3 separate regions of the Homo sapiens genome follow, and all the other regions are linked to region 2. A link is a loop called in an ENCODE intact Hi-C map of the cell type or tissue named here. Cell type or tissue: endothelial cell of umbilical vein. All regions are shown on one strand.

Region 1 (8,000 bases), 79 kb after region 2:
GGGTTCATGAGATTGAACCCATGTTGCTGGATATGCAAGGTGCACATTGGGCTCTCTGGAGCAGTAAACATACCTCTTAAAACTTGCAGGTTATAAACAGATGACAGCAAATGTGACAGAGGAATATAGGATTGATTTTCTATGTCAACAGCTACTCCTAATTTATATACTCTCTAATAGCCAGTATTCCATATCTTGAGAGACATCTATTCTAGCAATATAAGATATGAGTTTAACCCCCTCCCTCCTCTCCCCTATGTAGCCCTTAGACTGAAAAAAGGCCTTAGAGTTCAATAATCATTCCAAGGTCACAGAGCAAGCCAAAGGCAGGACAGATATAGAATGCTGTGCCCCAAATCCAAATCCCCAGGTCTCTAGTGTTAAGCTCCTCTCACGTTACCTCACTCTGCATAGATTTCTGTCATCATAAAAGAAAAGGTCACTCAATCAGGAACTTTGCTTCACTAGAATAAGGAAAGGATATGGTCTCAGACCCAGGAAGGCCAGTGCAGTCAGACAGAGGTGCAAGGAGAACTACAGGTGCAAGTGTCACTAGGCCAGGTGGTACTGATTTCACCAAGGCTCTATTTGCAGCTACAAAAGAAGACCCCAAACTCTGTCCCTCCTGTCATCCGAGCCAACCTGCTGTTCTTTTAACAGAAGCATTTTGCTGCCTTCCTCTCCTCCTTCCAAAAAACCTCACAAATATGTTGTGTGAAATATCAGAACTAATTAGACCAAATGGTGTTCGTATCTGTCACTGGTTTTTCTCGGGGGAGAGCTGCCTGTGTCGTGGAGGGAGATTTTATTAACTAATTAAGGACAGTATTTAGGGGGGAGTATTTCCCTGATCCTGTAGGAAAGGATGGGAGGACTGGAGAGGGCTCTTGGATGGGCCAATTAAGAAAAACCAAGAATAGAGATAAAGACACAGAGAGAGCAGACCCAGAAGATGGTGTGGGACAGAGGCAGGAACAAGATGGAGATAGCATGGCAGGAAGTGAGTTCCACAGTTCTCCTTACAGTCAAAACAGGACACTTTGCACATAAGTGCATTTACCATTCCAACCATAAAGTACTATAGGAAGGAGGAGGCAGTTTGTCCACAGTCAGAATTTAGTTGTTAATGCTACTGTTATACAACCAAGAGCAGAGACCACATCTTATTTTCTTAATATTTCTCAGCTCTCAGGAGAATATGTAGTATTGGTAGTTACCCAAACATTTGGACTGGAATACAGTAGATGAAGAAGAGGAAACATTTGCATGAGACTAATTTATGCTGGAGACAATCTAGGACCTTTTGATATGTTTTTTCTCTTTGAGGAATATCTGAATAGAAGTAACAGAAAAAGAACTGAAGGATGCTGAAGGATAAAGAAGACTCCAGAGGAACTTCTGCCTTCATAAATTCAGAATACTATCACTTGAAAAACGGAATGGATTAATTCCAGGAGATCAAACTAGGATTAATTGGTGGAAGGTATCAGGAGGGAGACATTGATCCAAAGTAAAGAAGAACGTTTTAATTATTAGAACTATTCAAGAAATGAAACAGGCTATCTGGTGAGAAGGAAGGGGGTGGGTTGGCACCCATCTTCCTGCATCTTAGACCCAAGGCTATGGGGCAACAATCAGAGGTGCTTGAAAGGAATTTCTGCAGTGGGAGGAATGTTTAAGTTCCCTTAAACATTGGGATTCAATGAACCTGGTAGATTTTGAGCTGTAGCAGGCTGCATTTCAGTTGCATACGATGAAGAGTATTCTCCCTGCAGAAGCAATAGGGCAAGGTGCTGAGAAAGTCTGAAATCTTCTTCATGTAGAAGTCTTTAGAAATGGGAAGAGGCAAAACAGGAATCCTTCTGGGAATATCTGGGTGTTTCATGGCCCACGTACAAGGTGGGGGGTACAGGTGCATAGGAACACCAAGAGTTCTGCCTCATTCTCACTCCCTTTGCAACACCCACTGTTACAAGGCAAAGGCATCATTTGGGAGAGCTGAGGAGCCAAAGACACGTTTTGTTCAATGGCTCTGATTTGCCCTTGTCCACACTTTGGCCGTGGTCTCTTCCCATGCATCTACCCAGGCCTGTGTCTCTGGTCCTGAGAGAACCTTCTGATCCTTCCACTGATCCCCAGACCAATCTGAATTCAGTGGCGAGCTCTGAATCAGCACAGAAAAATGGATGATTCTTGAGGAGGGAGAGAGGACGAGGGGGAGGCAGCCTGAGGTAGTGCTAAAATCGTGGGTCAGCCTCTGCATGGTCTGGGCTCCATGTCTAGCTCTGCCACTCACTAGGTATGTGGGACTTCACTGGCCTCAGTTCACTCATCTATAAAGAACATGAGGCCAGGCACAGTGGTTCACACCTGTAATCCTAGCACTTTGGGAAGCCAAGGCTGGCAGATCCCTTGAGGCCTGGAGTTCAAGACCAGCCTGGCCAACATAGTGAAACCCTGTATCTACTAAAAAGACCAAAAAAAATTAGCCAGGTGTAGTGGTGCAGCTATAGTCAGTCCCAGCTATTTGGGAGGATGAGGCAGGAGAATTGCTTGAACCTGGGAGGTGGAGGTTGCAGTGAGCTGAGATCACGCCACTGCACTCCAGCTTGAGTGACAGAGCAAGACTTTGTCTCAAAAACTAAAATAAAATAAAGGAGATGATACTGCTACTTAGCTCATATGACTGGTGTGAGCACAATATGAATTCCTATCCCAAAATAACAGCTAGGAGGTGAATGCCGTTCATAGTGAGTACTTGGTGAGTGGTCTGGTCCAGGACAGCCCTTGCATTCTGTCCTTGAAACTGACACCCACTGCCCTTGAAGGGGAAAAAGGAGAGCCATAGTATTCAAGGACAGCAGTAAGACCTCCATCAAGTGGCTGAAATGCTGTGTGTACAGGACCGTGCAGGGAGTGGCAACAGTTCAAACAAACCGAATTTTAAAGAAGAAACCAGAACAGGGAGTGATCGCAGGAAGACCAGAGCCAAATTTTCCCTGGGAATTGGGGGTGTCTGCATGCCATTTATTTGATGACTGTCCCTTGCCGAGGGGTCGCCTGGCTGCTCCACCGTGGGCGGCCGAGGAGGCTCCTGCTGGGCTCCACTCTGGCTGCTCTGAGGGCCCAATGCAGCCATCTCCCTGGGCTCTTTGCCAGTAACGGTTTTTCTCCTAAGAACTTTTAAGCACCTCCAAGACAGACTTTGTAACTCATATAATGGATGGGAGAGCTGAGACAGGCAGCTTCAACTTGCTCAAAGTCACAGCGTGAGTCTGCATTGGGCCTGAGGCCAGAACTTCCACTCCGCATGCTGTCCCGAGGTTCCCCCGCCAGGACCCTGCTCCCGTCTGCCTGTCTGCTTCACCGCCACCCCCAACATGCATTTCTCCAGTCTAATAAGGCTGCCCCTGCTCTTTGGCTCTGCTTACTTTAATATACACATAGATTACAGCTACATTAAAGGAGCCTGCAAATACCAAAGCAGAACTAAAGCAATTATTATAATGCAGCCTTAACAGCAGCTGTAATGAGACAGAATTAAAAATGTGCCAGCATAATCACAATTCACTGTTCCCAACGACCTTCCAGAACCGCTTTCATTTGGAAAGTAACATCCAGTCCTGAACTGTCAGATGGAAGGGAAAAATTCAATTGTGCCTCCCCGTGTGGCCAGGTCCCTGGCTACCAGTACTAGCTCTTCCATACAAAGGCATCTGTCCCCCTGGCCTGTGCTATGTGGTATTAGCCATTTGCTCAGTGGGGCACAGGGGGAAGGCTGGGTGCTCCTTTGATGGTACCAAGGCTGGCTTATTTCTCTCCTTCTTTGTCACTGGATCTGCCTGTTACACACTGGAGCGAATTCCAGTCTGATCCCCATGGTGCCTGGCTCATGGCATGCACTATGTGTTACAGACAATACCAGTTCACACTTAATATTATTTCCGCTGATCCCCACAATAACCCTGAAAGGCTGGCTCTATCATTTTCCCTATTTTATGACCAAATAAACAAAGACTTATGGAAGGTAAATAACCACTCAAAACCACACCTAGTGGGCAGAAAAGCCAGGACTCCAATCCCTGTCTTCAGACTCCAGACCACAAATTCTTATCCTGATTTTATGGAGCTGATATTCTAATAGAAGGAAAAGAGAAATCAATTTGAATTGGTCTTACATGACTTCATTTTGATGCAAGGGGCAAGGCAGGGGAGGGGAAAGTGGAGGGTGAAATGAGGGAAGGAGACAGAAAGCACAGCCTGCCTGGAGAGGCCATTCCTGCCAGTGAGTCATGGGCATCCACATAGCAGAAGCGTTTAATCATCTTTCTTTCTCTGGTTCAGAGGAGAGAACAGAAATAAGAAGGCAAAGTGCCCGGAAATGAAGGAGCCAGTGGGGGAGGATGTAGAGAAGGGAGGGGCTCCCCTCCCCGAGGATGCTCAGGAGGAAACACTCATACTCAGCGATTTTGCCCAGCCTGCCCCAAGACCAAACCAAGCCTCTGGTTCCTCCACCAAAGGCAAACCTGGCCATGCCCTTCAGAGCATGCTCAGTTCCCTCAAGAGGCAGAGATGGGGAAGTTCCCAGCACTTTATTAGCGCTTGCTTTGCCAGAATTGCCTTAACATCTCTCCATGTGAGATAGTTTCCATCTCACCCAGCTGGACCAGGAGCAGGCACAGGGAAGACAAGTGAGGAAGAGGAGACAGCTCCTCTATCTTCCTCCCAGCCAAGCTAGGCCGTGACTCTGGGCAGCCAGCCTTTCTTCTTCCCCAAGCTGCAGGCAGGTGGAACCCTACAGCACTGGTGCTGAGGGCGATGACCTGAGAATTCTGGCTCTAGAAGCCCCACAGCCTCGAATGCCTTCTGATGTGTTGCTCTAATGTTGGGAGGTCAGAATGTCTTTAACCAGCCAGCCTGGGCCTCCAGAGAGGGTCTTGAGCCCCAACCTTCAACAACTACCAAAATCCTGTTTACCACCCACCTAATGAACTTCATGAACCATGGCTTCCCCTCCTGGAGTGAGCAATGGTAACAAAGCATCTTAGAGTTTGACAACAATCACAGGTAGGTTTATGCCATTTCCAGGAATCTGGCTCTACAAGGTCATTATGAAACTCAATTATTTGTCACACTAGGATGGCTGGTCCCCAATGTGTCCTGCCTCCCAGGTAGGCGGGGCCTCAGAATCCAACTGCAAATGATGGCATCACTGTTTGTCTTTGCTGGGAATAAGAGTCATTAAGAGAAGCCACCTGTACTTCTTTCTTAGGGGCTGCCATCCCCTCTGTCTGTGAAAGTCCCACCTCCACCGCCGTTCCCATTTTATAGAGACAGACATGTGTCTGATTCTGAGACTCAAGTAGAGTAGGATGATGTGCGATAGTTACTGCTATTGTAAAACAAGTGGGTAGGGGAAGTCTGGGAGAGCCTGGGAGGGCAGAGTGTCCCCAGGAGGAGAAGCCTCTGCTCCTCCTGAGTGACAGGACAGACATGACCACAGCCATGGCAGGTCTCACTCCCAACTTGATGAGCTTTCTTAGAAGGCTAAGATGAGCTTTCTTAGAAGCCTGAGATCTTGGGAATACAAACATGAAGGGATGAGGAGCAAGTGAGAAAAGAAATGGGGGAAGTGGCTGAGGATTTTCTTGTCTACTTTCCAACTTGGACAAGGAAGCTTGACCTCTGGAGGCAAATGGGGGTCTTCACTATGGCAGCGAGTGGGGCGTCTATGGGAGCACTTGACTTTGAGTCTGCAGCACCAACTGTGGCAGTCTCAGCTATGATGTCAACAGTCCACAAAGACAGGATTCTGATGACTCGCTTTTCTTCATAGAAATCATATTCAAAACCCAAGTTTTAAAGACACGGAAGAGACCTTAGAGCATTGACTCCAAAAACAAACAAAAAGTGTCCTACACAGAAAGAATCTGATACCTGTTCTAAAAATTCACACACAAGGGAACAAATGACAAGCAGAGCATTGGAAAGATCTTTCCTAGGCTGGGAGCTGGGCCACTCTGCGCCTCCCACCCGCCCACCTCTGTGGGCATGCATTGGTTTTCAGGACACGTAGGTGTAGGCAGTGCCTGCCAGCCCCCTCTCCTCCCACCCCAGGCGCTAATGAGATGCAGGGAGGGGTCTGCAGCCCGGATGGAGTGGCTTGCAATTTTTGTTGCTGTTGTTTTTGAAAATGTCTTTCTCTAGTCCTCTGCCAACAGCTTGTTAGCACATGGCTTTGGGCTCCCAAGATGGTATGATGCCCCGCCTCAGCCCCTGAGGGGGTATTCTCAGGACATGTGTCCACAGTGTCCCCAGACAGATGCTCTGGGGCCTCTCTAGCAGTCCCTATCACGTGGGCACCAAACTCCCCAGGCCCCATGTCCAGGGAGCCAGGTTTTAAAGCACAGCCCCCACCCTAAGTTCCTTTTTCCATCTGTCTTGCAAAGGTGTGAATGGATTTTACAGAGGACAAGGAAGGAGAGAAAAAGGAGAGAAATTAACTGTACCCCCTAGTATCACATCACTGTTACCACTCTCCCTGCCCAATCCCCACCCCTAACACACAAATTCTTACTCTCATACGGGCAGCCAACCACTAAGGTCAAAAGAACAAGCCAGGCAAAAGCACGCCCCCTGTGATTTGTGATGTCTAGAAAGAATCAAGAGATTGGGCTTCTGGTCCCAATTCTGTACCGAGCTAGCTGACATTAGGCCAGGTACTTCATTTCTCTGAACTTGAGAGTCCTTCTTCCCAGGGTTAGTCATCCATAGTTTTCCAGAAGAACACAATGGCTGTTGCAGGCCACCTGTAACTAAACACTCAGGCCCATCCTAGGCTATTCATTCACAGGAGGCTGGCTAGAGATGGGATTTATTATATTAATAGATGTGGGGAGCAGAGGCAGACACATAGGCTTTACAGGGATGAGATTGCTGCCCTTGGCCCACCAGCACCAAGATCAAGAGCTGCCCAACCACCGAGGTCTACCCAGCATTTGTTTCTGCTCTTTGTTTATAAAGTCCCAAAATTCATATTTCAGTGTCTCAAACAAGCTGCAATTTACTTGTCGCTTGCTTCATGGCCCACCCTCATGTCAAATCTACCTAAAGCAGCATGTTCTTTATCCAGAATCGATTTCTGGATGGCTTCAGGTCAGATCCACGTCCTCCTCCTCTGAATCCACAGCACTTGTTGTTTGAACTTCTCACTTAACATTCATCTCATGCTGCCTTATGTTGGTATTTAATTTTTTATGTTTCCTCTCAGCTAGATTGTTCTGTTTGTCACAAAGCAATGATGTGCTTTTTTCAGAATTAATGGGGAGGTTGATGGGTTTTTTTGCCTTAAGTATATTTTTTCTAATATTTGTTTTGATGCATCAGTTTTGTTTTGGTGGTACTTGCAGAGTATGCCATTCTTCATTCCTTCTACTTTCAAACTTTCTGTGTCTGTCTTGCAAAGGTGTGAATGGATTTGACAGAGGATAAGGAAGGAGGGGAAAATGAGAGGAATTAGCTGTGCCCTGATGCTACCATATCACATTCGACACACACACACACACACACACACAGACACACAAATTTGTATTTTACAGGCAGCCAGACATGTGCCAAAATATAACACAGCCAAATCACTAAGGCCAAAAGAACAAGCTCTATTTTACATGTTTCTTATAAATTGCATTTCTTATGCCTAAACTTGGAGTTTCTATCTTTAAAAAGGCAAGTTTAATCTATTCTGTTTATTATGATTGCTGATGTGTTTTGATCCATTTCTATCATCTTGTTTTGTGTTTTATAATTGTTTGAAGAGAAACTCTTTGGTGGGTTTCTCATGCTGCTTTGTCTCTTGCTGGGCATGCCAACAAGGCAAGGATCTGACTGCTCACCTGGGTCATTTCTCAGGGTTGCATTTGCACCAAAAACCCTTGCAAACTGAGGTGATGTCTCCCTTTGAGTCCTAGAGAAGGCTCACTGTCTGCTAAGAAAGAGGTGGA
Region 2 (8,000 bases):
ACATAAACTTTGCAGGGAATGGGATGTTCATGGGCGTGAGAATGGGTTTTGCTGATTTTTTCCACACTCTTTGACCCAATCTCCCTGACAAGGGTGACACACCTGCCAGTTTCACCCTGTAGGATACACCCCTGGAACAGGTCTGGGGCTGTTCAGTGACTGAGCCTACAGCCTTGATTTCATCAGCTCTAAGAGCTTCCAAACAAGTCACGCTACCACAACTATGCCACTTTGCATTTGCCTCATGCTTTGTCAAAGCTTAGTGTTTTATTATGTGCCTCTTTTGTTTGGCCAATACTTTTTGAGCACCTACTTTTTACAGATGTAGCCATTCACAGCAAGCAGATGGGCAAGGGTGGATAAGTGATGTTAGCCCCATTTTGGTCACATAGTTTGTTGGGCTTAGAACCAGAACTGGAACTCAGGGCCTCTCTGCGTTGAGAGCTTTGGCACTCCATTTTCGCAGGAGCATGTGCTAGCACTTGCAATGGACACACCCTTGAGCTAGCACTGCATAGGTACCTACACAGGGTCCTCAGCTTCCCCACAAGAGGGGTCATAGGGCCTCTCTGAAACGCCACCGCTCTTTTGGCAGAGTGGCGACAAGGAAGTGGGGCAAGGATGATCTTGCAGGATGAAGACATCACCACCAAGATTGAGAATGATTGGAAGCGACTGAACACACTGGCCCACTACCAGGTGAGGGGAATGTGGAAAGGGGAGGAGCTAGCCAACTACAAGTCCCTTGCCCTGGAAATCATTGCCCTGGAATAACAGGGGTAGACACCAAGCCCCTCACCAGCACTCCATGTTCCCTTAGTGATCCAGAGGAAATTGGTGTCTCCCAGCCAAGAAACCAGGAAACCCTGACCTCTTTGGAGATAGCATCCTGACATGCACACTTTCTGCAGGGCATGGGCAGAGTCCCCAGGGAAGGCTCTCCTGAGAAGTTCCTCTGGGCATTTAAGGCTGGGTCATCTTCCAGGGAAGCACTGGGATTGAGAATGCTAGGGAGGAGCTCTTGCCAGAAGTTACTCCAAGAGAAGCCACAAAACAGAATACTTGTCAGTATCCAGATCTGTGTCTTGTTCTGCTCCAAGGAAAGCTGACAGCCTCCAAAGTCCCCTAGTTCTCCAGCAAGGCACCAATTTCCCCTTAGTGCCAAGTTCATCATGATTTGTCCTTATTTCCTGGAGTGGCAGAGCTGCTGTGCCTAGGCCCTGAGAAGCTTTTTCCCTGTAGGTGCCAGATGGTTCCGTGGTGGCATTAGTGTCCAAGCAGGTGACAGCCTATAACGCAGTGAACAACTCCACCGTCTCCAGGACCTCAGCAAGTAAATATGGTAAGATCCCACCGAGTGTCCTAGGGAGGCCTGGGTGTCCTGAGCAGCTGTTGTCATGACAGCAGCATAGCCAGAAGGCAGGAGACTCTTGGAGAGGGGAGATGGGGCATCAGACAGGCTGACCATCGGGGAAGAGAGCCAGGTGGGGGAAGAGGACCCTGGTTTCAGTCGGGCACTCTGATGCATAAGCAAGACCTTCATCCACGAGCAAAAGAAGTAAAGCCAACTTTCATGAATGTCTTCCAGGCTGTGTGATAGCTATTATCTCACATCATGTTCATAACAATCTAGTGAATTAAATAATTATTATTTCCCCCTATTATGCAGATTAGTACATTATAACTCAGGTGCACAGAGGCTAAATGATTTGTAAGAGCCACTGTTATTTTGCAGTGGAGTGCAGGTACAGACCAGGTGCGAGGCTCTGCAGTGGTGAGGAGAGGGTGCTGGAGGTGGGGTAGAAGCCAGAAGAAGCCCTGTTCTGCCCTATCTGTGTGCTTTGGGGCTAGTCATCTGACCACTATGAGCCTTGGTTATTTATTTATTTACCAGAAGAAGAGACTGAAAAATCTACCGACTGAACAGGATCATTCTAGATAATCAATAGATGAATACAGAGAATAGTGCCTGCACACAGTAGGACCGCCATTTCTTTTTCCTGCTCAGTACTCATTTCACAACACTTCACAAACACTGGCAGGAATTTCAGCAAATAAACAGGAATAATTGGCGCAGGCCAGAGGGGAGGACAGACGAAGGTGAGCAGGTTACCCAGTGATTACTCATCCGATCAGCGGTTATTGAGGGAGACAGGCTACCTGCTCTTAAGTATGTACTTAATTGGCTGCACAGAACACATCCTGAGACGTGACTTGAGAACTCTTACAAGGAAAAGCATTAAAAAAGTACAGGCTTATATTTTTACAAATTGAATAATTAAGGGTTGACACGATGCAGAGTACAGGAAGAAGGGGGAGATCTGAGTGGGTAGAATTAGCCACAGATAGTTTCCTGGAGGTGGTGAGAAAGGCATCCCAGTTTCAGGGAATGCACCAAACCAAGGCAAGGTGACAGCACCGACCAATGGCAGGAATGATCAGACAGTCGTTGGCTTCTGCCGGAGCAAGGGATGCATGGTAAGTGATGGGCTAAGGCTGTGTGGCCTCACATATGTCGGGGGGTGATCCTTGCCTTGGCAGAAAACATGATCCGGTACACGGGCAGCCCCGACAGCCTCCGCTCACGGACACCTATGATCACTCCTGACCTGGAGAGTGGAGTCAAGATGTGGCACCTAGTGAAGAACCACGAGCACGGAGACCAGAAGGAGGGGGACCGGGGGAGCAAGATGGTGTCTGAAATCTACCTGACCCGACTCCTGGCCACTAAGGTATCAGACTTGAGAACTGGGTGCAGGGAGCCCAGAGGCTATGGAGAGGGACTTCATCAGCCCACAGAAATGCCAGAGTAGCCAGTACCCAGCATTCATGCTGGTGCCCACTCTATTACCCACCCCAGGAGGCACTGCTGACCATTCCCCGTACCGAACCTCAGAATCCTTCTCAATCCAGAACTCCAGGCAAACCCTGCCAATACATCAGTGTTGGCATGCAATCTGAAGATTTGTTTCTACCCCTTCTCCATGCCCTTCTGAAATACTGAGACTCTAACTGCCTCTTTTCACATTCTTCTGCCATGCCTTATAAAAGAATGATTTCTTCTCTGTGGTATCATCTACAATCTCAAGTTGGGGAAGTCGGGGCTCCATCACGACTTCCCAGGCACCATATCTTTTCTTTTTTTTTTTTTTTTTTTTTTTTGAGACAGAGTCTTGTTCTGTCACCCAGGCTGAAGTGCAGTGGTGCAATCTCTGCTCACTGCAACCTCCTCCTCCCAGGTTCAAACAATCCTCCTGCCTCCCAAGTAGCTGAAACTACAAGCATGCACCACCACGCCTGGCTAATTTTTTTTTTTTTTTTTTTTTGTATTTTTAGTAGAGGTGGGGTTTCACCATGTTGGCCAGGCTGGTCTTAAACTCCTGGCCTCAAATGATCCGTCCGCCTCAGCCTCCCAGAAGTTGGGATTACAGGCATGAGCCACCGTGTCTGGCCTCCGGCACCATTTCTAATCCTGGTTCTGGGGACGTTGCTTGCCTGCAGTGCTAGTCTTTCACTCCTGAGACTGGGCTCAGCTCTGCTCTCTGCAGAGCCAAGTGAGTCACTGTTCATTAGCCAGTGTGAGTAATGCCCAAACAAAGCCAGCAGATTGTGTTTGTCTGCTCTGACCAAGTGAGTGTTCATTAGCATTTGTGAAAAGTGCTAAAATAACACCGCCAGAGGGTGTTCAACCAAACCGTGTTGTTGGCAGAGGAAGCCTTACGTAGGTCCAGTCATCAGTGTTATATCTCTTTTCCATGTGCAGGGGAAATTTAAAGCTGTTAGAGACAGATGAAATGGGAAAAAATGATTTAATGCATGGACTTACCCAATTTTACCCAAGTAGGGTGGGCTGTATACCATCCTCCCCTGCCTAGGTCTGTGAGGCAGGTTTTAAAAGCCATCCTCAGAACTACGTGAGTCGAGCTGTGTCTGGACGTATCCTGCCTCTCCAGGGCACACTGCAGAAGTTTGTGGATGACCTCTTTGAGACCATCTTCAGCACGGCACACCGTGGCTCTGCCCTGCCCCTGGCCATCAAGTACATGTTTGACTTCCTGGATGAGCAGGCTGATAAACATGGCATTCATGACCCGCACGTCCGCCATACCTGGAAGAGCAATTGGTGAGTGAAGGGAGGGCAGGGGGCACATCGGGAGCCCTGAGCCCACCCAGCCTCAAGTTAATGGTGGTGGGACTCTGGGCCTCCAGGAGAAGGGCTGGCCAGAGCCTGTTTTCATCAGCAGGGACTCTGAGCAGGCACATTCTCTGGTCCTCCCCATCCACTCTTCCTAGATTTTTGTGCTCACTCCCTCTCTTACTTCCCTCTAGTCAAATCTGTCTGTGCATCTTTCTTTCCTATCACTTAGTCAGTTAACAAACATTTATTGAACCAGCTGAAGAAGCAAGAAAAATATGCCAAATGTCACGGCCAGGACACTCTCCCATCCAAGTACCTCCTGGGTGCCTGTGATTATGCTAGACACGGGGCTAATCAGACATGGCCCCTGCCCTCAATGAACTGACAGATGAGGGTGAGAGGCAAGGAAGTCTGCTGGTGTGGGACAAATGCTATGGAAGATGGAGGATGTGTCGTGTGCAACCAGATCTTAGAAGGGCAATGTCTAACAGTGACTTGCAAGCAGTTTTGAAACACACTTAGGAACCAGCCAGGTGAACAAAGGGCATTCCTATTCTATTCAAGCAATTGCTCTCTTCTCTTTTCCAAGCTCTGTGTGGTGAAGAGACCTGCCCTTAACCACTATGTCTTCCTTTGAGACAACAGGATTCTCCAAGTACTAATTGACACTCTAGGTGTTCTCCCCTATGATCCCCTCTCTCCTTTTAACATGGATCATCCTTCCTTTCACTTGTGAGTAATTTGTATTTCAGGTTGAAATTTCAAGATCGCACATCAGTATTCAGCACTTAGTACGGAAGCTTGCATAAAGCTGGGTCTCAATAATTATTGATGAGATGCAGAGCCAAGGTGGTCTCTGGTTGAGAGCTCTACCTGAGGCAAAGCTGGCTTATCCTTTGTCCCATTGCTTCCAGAACTGCCTCCCTGTAGCTTTTCCAGATCTTCTTCCCCAGATCATTCTTCTGAGGCAGTGTGGGCCTGTTGCCCGCACCAACAACTGCTAGGATGGGCAAAGCATTAGGGCTCAGCGAAGCACCCTGGCACCTAGCCCTGGGCCCCAAAGCAATGCACAGATGAAGGCAGAAGTCAGGCTTTGGTACCAAAACTGTATTCAATGTAGTATACTCTGGCTCCTCATCCTCTTCACCGGGAGAAGAGACTATCCCTGCTGAATATGAAAAACCAGGTAGGAACCAAGGTTGAGACCACAGAACCAAAGCATGGGGTTTGCTCCCATATTAACTCCTAGTGAGAGAAGACCTTCGTTCTGGGGTTCTTCCAACCTTTCTGAAATAAGACTCAAAAATCTAGATTGCTCACTCAGTGTAGCAAAACTTTGTGATGCGATTTCCTCCTTTTAAAGCTGTGCTGGGTCTGATATCTCCCAGGACCTGCCTTTAGGTAAGATGCGTTTAACTCTTCTAGACTTTGTGGCGTGACTACTGGGAGCTGTTCAGTGGGGCATGTCCCCAGCCTACCAATCTGCTTCTGTTAGTGAGTCTTCCTACTTACTGCCTCCATTGAATGTTAGCAGCCTTCAGGAAATTTTTAAAAAAAAATGCTCTGCCCAGAACTTCTCTCGGTCCTAGCTGGAGAAAGTTGGGTCTTTCTAAACATTTCTACCTGCTTTTAGTAGCACAGTGCAAGAATATCACCTACAATGGTATCTAAACCATTTGTTTTCACCCCATCCCTCCTGCTGGGGCAAGGCCACCTCCAGGGGTGCCATAATGTCCTTGGAGTGGAGCCAAATCTTCTTGGATGCCAGCTCTTCCAAGTACTCAGGTCTGAGCAAAGGAAATCCCAGAAAGTAGACAGTTTCCCCCAACCCTGAGGACACTTTCCCCCAACCCTGACTTGATCTATTGCTATGCTGAGGAAGACACAGTCTGGGAATTTTAAGATCTGCATATTGACTTGGAGTTAATTGTCTCTGATGGAAAAGTGATTATTTTTTTATTCCTGGCCCAAGGTGTAACCCACCCTCTCCCCACCCCCTTCTTCCACAGTTCCCTACCTCTTCTCTTTTAAATAAACCTCCTGCTCATTTAGCCTGAGTGGCTGCAATCAACCAGAGATTAGTGCCACCACTAATGTTAATAATATGCTAATATTTCATTAGGCGGGAACCTCAGGTGGGTGCTGTGGCTTCCCTGTTTGCTGTGCCTGTCAGCAAAACTGGCTTGAGGACCGGGAAGCATAGGGAAGAAACAACCGGCAGAGCAAATGTGGACTCCCAGAGTCCCTATCCTTGGTGTAACTTGTGGAACAACAGGAAGATGTAAACAGAGATTTCGTTAGCTGGAAGTCGTGAGTCCTGCATTCAGGGCTCTGAGCCCAGCTGTCAGGAAGGCTGGGCAGCTGGAATGACCCCTACTTTCACCTGGGTGTTGTGGCTGTCTGAGCTTTCCTGGGTGCCATCCCATTATTTCCTATTAGGGATTTCCAGGGATGAAGCAAACACCGCCAAACATTTTCAGACCTCAATGCTGCCTGCCTGAGTCCCGCCCTGCACACTTTGTAGGAACTTAATAGATCCTTGTCGACTGATTGGCAGTCTTGAACATTAGGTTTTCCTGTATTAATAGCATTTGTTATTTGTACATGCTGGCTGCTGGGAGATAGAGCAAGTATAGAAATATTGTACTGGTTCTATTGAAATGATGTAATTCAAAGAATTTAAGTTCTAACGAGCAAGCCAAACACATAATGAATATTCTAACTATTACCATCAGTGAGAACAACCACCAAAACAATAAAACATCAGGGGAAATGGCAGGAGGCAGAGGTGGGAGCAGAGGAAAGAAGTAAGCAATCCCTTGCATGGTGCCTAGCCCTCTTTCCCACCTGCGTCCAAGCAGGCTGGTTGGAAGCCGTAGGATTATAGCCTGCAGGGATGGCTACAGCCAAAAGGGGCAGAAGGTCCCAGGATTGGGACATTATAAGCAACAGGCTTACAATAGCAGACTGCAGGGCACACTTTTCCCTCTTTGTCTTTGTTAATGCAGATTTCCTGTCTGCAGCCCATCCTCCACCACCTTCCTCCAGGCCTCACCCTGCTAAGAAACACACAGGCCAGGCACAGTGGCTCACGCCTTGTATTCTCAACACTTTGGGATGCAGAGGTGGGCAGATCAACTGAGATCAGGAGTTCAAGATCAGCCTGGCCAACATGATGAAACCCCATCTATACTAAAAATATAAAAATTAGCTGAGTGTGGTGATGGCTGCTTGTAGTCCCAGCTACTCAGGAGGCTGAGGCAGAAGAATCGCTTGAACCCAGGAGGCAGAGGTTGCAATGAGCTGAGATCGCCCCACTGCACTCCCGCTTGGGTGACAGAGCAAAACTCCATTGAAAGAAAGAAAAAGAAAGAAAGGAAAGGAAAGACTTACACAAGTTTTAAAACTCCCACCATCAAGTGCCCCCTTTGTGAAGGCATTCTGGACACTGCCCTCTGGGTAGGCTTGATGCTTCCCTTGGTCCCATGCTGGACCCTACACATCCCTGGTCCTAGCACCAACAGTCCTCCCGGCATGTAGTTGATTTCATGTCTGCCTTTCCATGAACCCACCAGAATGCAGGCTTCTTGAGAGCAGAGGATGTGTCTCATTCATCACTGTATCCCCAGTTGCAAGCACAGTTCCTGGTGGGCAGGAGGTGCCAACTGGAGGGGAAGGAGGGAATACGATGGGGCCCATGAGGTGGGTGAATGTGGGTTTTCAAGCGTGCCAGCTTAGAAATGAAAAATCAGTCAGCTACACTGTACTTCTCAGCCCCAGTAGGAGTAGGCTGAGAGGCCCAGGCAGGGAGGAAGGGTGTGACTTCTGCCAAGTCATACAGTAGATGGCAGAGAGTCAGATA
Region 3 (8,000 bases), 290 kb after region 2:
AACATCCCTGACAAAGCTCTTCCTCTCTCTGTTACCTTCATCATGGGAGAGGTGACAGATTGCAGGTATAAACTCCCTGCCCAAATGGCCCCTATAGTACTTGGCCCTTTTCCCTATCACTCTGCTTATAGTTCCAGAACTTGAATAAAAAGCTAAGAAAATAAGAATGTATAAAATAGAGTCAAATCTGTCTCTCCAGCTCATGAGTGTCAGCTAAGAGAGCACAGTTCAGGTACTACTGAAATCCTACAGGCTTCTGGATTGTGAGTGATACATCTCTCAAGCTAAAAGGTAGTTTCAGAGAAGAAATGATGGCCAGGCATTGTGGCTCACCCCTGTAATCCCAGCACTTTGGGAGGCCGAGGCAGGCACCTCACCTCAGGTCAGGAGTTCAAGACGACACTGGCCAACATGGTGAAACCCATCTCTACTAAAAATACACAAATTAACCTAGCATGGTGGTACTCGCCTGTAATCCCAGCTACTTGGGAGGCTGAGGCAGGAGAATCGCTTGAACCCAGGGGGCAGAGGTTGCAGTGAGCCGAGATTGCGCCACTGCACTCCAGCCTTGGCAACAGAGTAAAACTGTGTCTCAAAAAAAAGAAAAGAAAGAAAGAAAAAGAAAGAAAGAAGGAAGGAAGGAAGGAAGGAAGGAAGGAAGGAAGGAAAGAAAGAAAGAAAGAGAGAGAGAGAGAGAGAGAGAGAGAGAGAAAGAAAGAAGAAAGAAAGAAAGAAAGAAAGAAAGAAAGAAAGAAAGAAAGAAAGAAAGAAAGAAAGAAAGAAAAAAGAAGGAAGAAAAAAAGAAGGAAAAAAAGAAAGGAAGGAAGGAAGGGGATGATGATGATGATGAGAAGCCACTGTCACTACTATAGTTTATTGAGCATCTCATGTGTGCTATGAACTTTCCATGTTTTAATTCTAAGCCTAACATCAGCCTTGTAAGGCTGATGGTATTATTAGTTTCAGCAGCACTTCTCAAACTTCAGCATCTACCAGAATCACCTGGAGGACTTTGAAAACCCAGATTGCTGAGCCTCACTCAAGAGTTGACCATTCAGTAGGTCGGGGGTACAGCCCAAGAATTTGTATTTCTAACAAATTACTGAATGATGCTGATATTGCTGCTTGAGACACTGCGCTTGGAGAGCCACTGAGTTAGGTGTTCAAAGGAGGCATCATAAAAATTAAGTCATCTACCTATAGTCAAACCATTTAAAAACATCTGAGCTGAGATTCAGACCTAAGTCTGCTGATGCCAAGCCTTGCACCTGTATCTTGGAGTCTCATTGTCTCCTGAAGCTGAACCCCCTGCAGTTACCTAGAATCTGAAGCTTTTTGAAGAAGGTTTGAGGATAGAGCAAAGGAAAACAGGGCCAGATGTGTGAGACTTGGTGGAGGCCTGGGACTGCTTCAGAGGAATTCTGCAGACACGAAAGTTAACAGAAGTCATCCTGGATGCTTTGTTTATATGCCCAATTCCACCTCTAACCGGATGTGGTCCTCACGTGGTCCTCACGGACCATTTCAGGTCTGAAATTCCAAGAGGTCAATCCAAAAACTTGCCACAAGGTGACCTCTGAAACCTACTCCAATACTGTGAGGCTGAATCTAAGCCTTAATGAAGTCACTCGAACTGGTTGCTGTGACTCAGTTTCCTTGTTTATTGAAAAGGAGAGTTATTTCTATCACCTCAACGTCCCAGCTTGACTGTGTAAACAAGTGGTGCTTACAAATAAATGCCCAGTGCTCACAGCCCTTTCACAATGGGTGTCCTATAAACACCAGCCACCATCACCATTATTGGTGAGGTGCTGCGCTCTGCAAACTGGGAGGTTTGCAAAGCAATTTCCAAACATACTTCTCATTGTTGATCTTGGCAAGAGCTTTAAAACATTCCTGGATGCAAGCATTTCCTGCAGATTTTAACTCTGTTCTCTCTCCTGAAAGTTTGATTTGAAGAAAAAAAAAATGAGAAGAACCATTTTACTTAGTGGTTCTCTCATTTCAATAGCTCCATCTCCTGGTCCCTCTATCTCTGTCCCTGCCCCACCAAACACCATGTCAACAAACATTAATTCAAAGTAAATTAGGTTTTTTAAAATAGCAAGACATCTGCATATAATGTTGTTTTATCATTACAATCAGGCAAATTGTTTTAAAGCAAATGCAAAATTATTTCAGGAGGACTTTATGCCACATAAGACAAACAGGGCTGGGCAGGCCCCAGGCAGGCTGGCTGCACCCTGCACCTCGTCCATCCAGCAGGGCTACTAGAAGCAGGAAGGGACTCTGGAAGCTGCACCGTTGCTTGGTGTTCATTGAGTTCATAGCCCTGTGACCCTGACTCTGTGTGAGGTAATTCCCAGCTCTTAGAATCCAGCCTGTAGCTGGTAGAATCCATCTATGCCCTTCTCGAGACACAAATCTCCACCCAAGAGGAAGGTATTTACCCATGGGAGGCACTGGCCTGCTCCTGAATCCTGGGGAGCAGGTATCTCTCTTCATTCTGCCCCAGATTACGCTTTTGAAAATCCAAAGGCAGTTCTCAGAGTCAATCACATAGACAGAAGGGGAAAGGCCATGCCTTCACCTGTAAGTGCCACCTGATAAATGTCTTCTTCATTGTAGCCCCCCAGGAAAAAAGAGTTACTATTCCCTCACAAAGAGGCATCTTTCTTAAATCATATAATGAGATTTATGCAATCCATTTGATTCCCCTTTTTTGCCTTAGGTGCCAGACACCTCAACACTCAAGTATTCCATTGCAGTCACTAACGGAGCTCAGATTTTTAGTGTTATTATCTCTGCTCATTCTTCTATAGGGTTCTGAGCTTTTGTTTTGCCTTATTGAATGCATGCCATTTAAAGGATATCAGGCTCAGAGTTAACATTAACTGTGCATTTCAGCAGGAATGGAAAGGACCTTATAATGTTTTAAGGAGCTGGAACTGGCCCAAATTCATTAATGAACTGAACCATAGACCAATATTCCTAACAGGGGGTCTCATGGTGGTAGAACCATTCCAAAAGGGAGGTGAGAGGAGAACTCTAATACTATTTATTGAGTGCCTACTCTGCCTCATTCTCCTTAAATATCTTATTTCATGTAATTTTCACAAAAACCCTGTGAGATTGGTTGAATCCTTCCCTACAACCCTCAGTTGCCTCATTTGTAATCTGGAAACAGGTTTCCTATTCAAGTTCTCATAATTAGTTAGTGGGGCTGAGATTAGACACAAGATATGCCTGACTTCAGAGCATATGTCGGGCCACTGCTAGCTTATATAGCACTTTAGTGTAAACCCAAGAAAGGTGCCCCTGAGGGAGGACACAGTCTTACAGTGATGGGGACACTGCCTTCACATAAATAGTACCTACGCTATAGAGAGGGCATTCTTCTTCATTCTCAGAAACAGCCCTTAGAGAGGCAGAAACTGCTAATTATCATCAAGACTTTTGTTCTCTTTTTCTTTCTGGGCCACAACCCTGGGCCATATTTTCCAGTCCCTGAGCTTCTAGGTGGGACCATGTGACCACTCCTGTTGAATGGAAAGAGGGCAAGCATTATATATGTCACTCCCAGGCTGCGCACAGTGGCTCACGTCTGTAATCCTAGAACTTTGGGAGGCAAGGTGGGTGGGTCACCTGAGGTGAGGGGTTCAAGAACAGCCTGGCCAACATGGTGAAACCCCATCTCCACTAAAGTTACAAAAAATTAGTGTGGTGGTAGGCGCCTGTAATCCCAGCTACTCAGGAGGCTGAGGCAGGAGAATCACTTGAGCCTGGGAGACAGAGGTTGTAGTGAGCTGAGATCACACCACTGTGCTCCAGCCTGGGCAACAGAGTGAGACTCCAACTCAAAAAATAATAATAATAATTTTTAAAAATATGTCACTCCCAGCTTGGCCTGTGAACTCCTAGGCAATTCTCCACTCTCTCTCTTTCCCCATCCACTGGCTGAGCAGAAAACTTTGAGGACTGGAAGAGGATGGAATCATGAATTGGAAGGTCTCTTGAGTTACTGAATGACCTTGTGGAGCAGAGCCCATTCCACCTGTTTCAAACTGGACTATGATATAAGTGAGAAATATAATTGTATTGCGTTTCAGCCTCTGATTTTTCAGGGTTTTATGGTGCTTGATTTGCCCTAATGCAAGCCCAAACCATCTTGCTTCCTTTTAACAAGCTTGCCTAAAAAGATTCAAGTGACCGCTGGCTAAAAGCAATTGAAAAGGTTCTCACCCAAGAGAACAGAGACAGTGGGGAGACTGTTTCATTTCCTTATTCCTCTAAATAAAATTCTCCATAAATCAGCTCCATATAAACTTGTATTGTTTATATCTGTTACTCCAAGCCCAACTTTCCAGAACATTTCAAGTTAACTCATCTTTCATTGAGAGTTTCAGTCATACGTATGAGTCACAGAACTGTGGAGTATTAAAGCTGAAAGGCACCTCTGTGATAATTCTTGCAAATTTTGAAGATAAGAAAAATAAGGCCAAGATGTATGGCTTCCCTGGGGTCCCAGAGTCAAGGCTGGCATCCAAGGCTCATGACTCTAGGTCCAGGGTTCTTTGCTCTCCCCGAATGGATGGAAGCCATGCTCAAGCAGCTGAACACTGTGAACGGACACAGCTCTGCCTGTAAACGCTTCCTCAGAAAGAAGTGAGGGTGTTCACATTGAGGCTGTTCTATGGGTGGAGGCTGCTGGCACCCTCTACTGGACGGACTGGGTATGTCCTCTGCTGTCCAGTCAGGTCCAAATTGCTCAACTCTAAGTCAAAGTGATGAAGCTATGGCAACCCTCTCTCCAGGTGTCCATGGCCACCATCAGTGCCTGTGTTAAAGCCTCTCTGAGATTGTGAGCTAGTCCCAGGCACATCCCCGTGTTTTCCAGCTGATGGATCATGCTTCCTGAACAAATGTAATGTCACTTCAGTCAGGGACTCTGGAGTCTACTTTCTCACACTAAGAGCGGGGAGCACAGCTTCCCAAATCACAGCAGCCCCTCTTCCTTCCTCTGGTTCACTGATGCTTTGAAAATAAAGAATGTTCCCTCTGAGGTCCCATCTCCTTTTTAAAAAGAAATTCAGTTTCCAGTTCTAGATGAAATTAGCATTTGTCCTCTCTAATTGTGTTTGCAGCTGCATCCCAATAGGAAAGAAAGGAAACCAAGAGAAAAAGGGATAATAAAAGCCTCCTTCTAAATGAGGCTGGAGTGGAAAATGAGGAGCAGGACCAAGAGGCCAGTGGGCTTGTTCCAGCCTCTCTGCATGCTGCTTTGAACAAAAGCTTGCCAGGGAGGGAGTATGGTCTGGCAGTGGCCAGCTCACTGAACAGGGAAGCAGAGAGCAATTGTAATTCCACTCTCTATTCAAAAGGCAATTTTCTCCAACACGTCCTGACACTGAGCCTCTATTTCCCCAGCTCTATAAAGCAAACGACAGAAAAACCATGGAATAAATGTCAGAAGTTACATTTCATCTCACCAGTTCACTTTCCAGAGGAGCAAACCCAGGCCCAGAGAGGGACAGGATTTGCCTAAAGTCACCCAGCTAATATGTGGCAGACGCCATCTGGTCTTCATTGCTCAGCCCCAAGCTCAACCCTGCCTCCTTTCCTTGCACAAGAAATGCCAAGAGGCAATGATCCCAGAAAGGGCTCGGAGTGAGGTTGTGAGTATTTCTTCCCCAGACACCTTTAAACAAAATAGCCCTCTACCAGCCTGGGTGCAGTCCTGTCTGTAAACAGAGGAACAGAATAAGAAACAAGGTTTTAGGAATCAGGGGTTTCGGTGTGCACCGAACATGGGCTAAGGAGCTGATGCTGGATGTTTTGGAAGAGCCTGGGGCTATGCATCAGGAGACGCTGTATTCTCAACTCAACTCTGCCATGGATAATGATCCTGACCTACCTGCTTCAGAAGATTATCATGATTTTCATAAAATAATATAATCCAAATTTTATTTTACTTCATTTTATTTGTAGAGAGGGAATCCTTGAGTGAATCTCATCCAGTTTCTTTGCTAGATTTTGGAACCACTTTAGAAGGCCAGAACTCAGAGACGTTAAATGGCATGAACTTCAGAACTCTACTCCTTAAGCCAATGCAACCTTTGCATTGCTTTCTCCAGATACTGGGGCCCACGTAAGAAGCTGAAGCTCCACAAGCTCTCCAAGGGTTTCTCAACGCATAAAGGAGTCTCAGTGCTAGGCCAAAGAATTGGGGTCTGGGATGCTGCAGGGAACCAGTTATCCTTCCTTGCAGCTCTGTGATGTATTTGACCCAAAGCCTCCTCCCATGCTGATTTCAAATCTAAATAGCAGGCATTTAGTAAAAGTCCAAGCGGTCTCTCTAAAATCTACCATCAAGAATTATTCACAGACTTCTTGCTTTGAAACCACCGTGGGAATGTTTTGCAGATTCCAAGGCTTTACACCACACTCACTGAATCAAATCTTCAGATGTGAGCTCCAGGAAATAGATCCACATTTATCCATCCTGAACTAATAGCTCCTTATGCATTTAAAATTAAATAAAACAAAATCTAAACACCTGAGCACCACCTGCAGGGCCCCATGGGAGCTCCTACCCTCAGCTCTTACCACTGCAGACACACTGGCCTGCTTGTGTTCCTCATGACAAGCTCATTCCTGCCTTGGGGCCTTTGCACTTATTTTCTCATCTTCCTGAAGCAATTCTCTTCCTGATATTTCCATAACTGGTTCCTCTTCATTATTTATAGAAGTGTTTGTTCAAGTGCCATCCTCTTAATTACTTAGGTCCCATGCAGTGCCTTTGAAATGTCTGCCTTGACCATCCTATCTAATACTACACCTCATCCGCCAAGTCTTTTTCTACCCGAAGAGCATCTTTGAAGATAGGACCTTTGTTTTGTTCTCTTCCACATGCCCAGAAACTATAGTAATATCTAATAAGACATAGGTACTGAATAAATATTTGCCGAATGACTAAATCAACGACATTGCCCTGTTTTGATCTAAGATTCTCTTCTTTATCTGTTTACTGTTAACTTGCATATTACCTAAGTCTCCCATAAGAATGACAGTTCCCTGAGAGCAGAGTCCTCCTCTATCATGTACCCACCATATCCTCAGTGCCTCCAATAGTATCTGACCCATAATATGTGTTCAATAAATAGTTGTTGAATGAATGGTTGGATGAACTAATGCATGAGAATCCTTGAGCTGGGACCTCCATTTGGGCTGGGGACAAGGTGACTGTCTCAATTAACAAACATATTTCTAGTCAGTGTTCAAGAAGTAGAGATAATTTTTTAAAGTCTTAAAACATGTACCTTTCCCCCAAATTGCCCACAAATCCATGAGGGGAAACAGAGGTATGAACGAAACCATTGCAAGTGCCTCAATATGGTATGTATTAGTCCGTTTTCACACTGCTGTAAAGAATGCAACCTAAGACTGGGGTAATTTACAAAGAAGGGTTTAATTGACTCACAGTTCCACATGACTGGGGAAGCCTCAGGAAACTTACAATCATGGCAGAAAGTGCAGGGAAAGCAAGGCACATCTTACATGGTGGCAGACAAGAGAGAGTGCAGGAAAAACTGCCACTTTTAAACCATCAGATCTCATGAGAACTCCATCACTATCACAAGCACAGTATGGGGGAAACCACCATCAGGCTGCAAATTTTCCAAACTTTTATGCTCTGCTTCCCCTTTAAATATAAGTTCCAATCTCAAACCATTTCTTGGTGAGCACTATAATTGAATGCCTTCAGAATCAACCAGGTCACCTCTTGAATGCCTTGCTGCTTAGAAATTTCTTCTGCCAGATACCCTAAATCATCTCTCTCAGGTTCAAAGTCCAACAGACTTCCAGGGTAGGGGCAAAATGATGCCAGCCGGTTTGCTAAAGCATAGCAATAGTGACCTTTGCTCCAGTTTCCAATAAGTACCTCATCTCCATCTGAGACCACCTCAACCTGGACTTCATTATCCTATCACTGTCAGCAT

Evidence for each region. A loop is a pair of places that touch in the nucleus more often than their neighbours do. Peaks named below come from ENCODE experiments on the same cell type or tissue, not always from the same donor. Only the 100,000 strongest peaks of a DNase experiment are listed, where the experiment ranks them.
Region 1: a loop joins it to region 2, with 2.1 times the contacts of the local background. A loop is called at or near these places in 10 of 110 quality-filtered maps.
Region 3: it touches region 2 in a loop (10-fold over the local background); 5 of 110 quality-filtered maps call a loop at or near these places.

What each region holds. Positions count from the first base shown.
Region 1 is chr7:132,062,178-132,070,177 of GRCh38, reverse strand. No RefSeq gene overlaps it. Among named protein-coding and RNA genes, the nearest start is that of PLXNA4-AS2, 190 kb to the left of the region's middle. RefSeq lists a silencer at 5,707-5,878. In endothelial cell of umbilical vein, no CTCF peak of the experiment used is centred here; a DNase peak (open chromatin) is centred at 4,307; H3K27ac peaks cover 1,498 bases.
Region 2 is chr7:132,141,242-132,149,241 of GRCh38, reverse strand. It overlaps PLXNA4 (plexin A4), which reads left to right. Exons shown (of 32, transcript NM_020911.2): 26 at 596-699; 27 at 1,243-1,342; 28 at 2,542-2,732; 29 at 3,954-4,123. Among named protein-coding and RNA genes, the nearest start is that of PLXNA4-AS2, 120 kb to the left of the region's middle. In endothelial cell of umbilical vein, a CTCF peak has its summit at 3,656; a DNase peak (open chromatin) is centred at 3,611; H3K27ac peaks cover 592 bases.
Region 3 is chr7:131,856,070-131,864,069 of GRCh38, reverse strand. All of the region lies in intron 1 of LOC107986849 (a long non-coding RNA gene), which reads right to left. Among named protein-coding and RNA genes, the nearest start is that of PODXL, 300 kb to the right of the region's middle. In endothelial cell of umbilical vein, a CTCF peak has its summit at 4,726 (motif pointing left); DNase peaks (open chromatin) are centred at 1,899 and 4,719; H3K27me3 peaks cover 541 bases.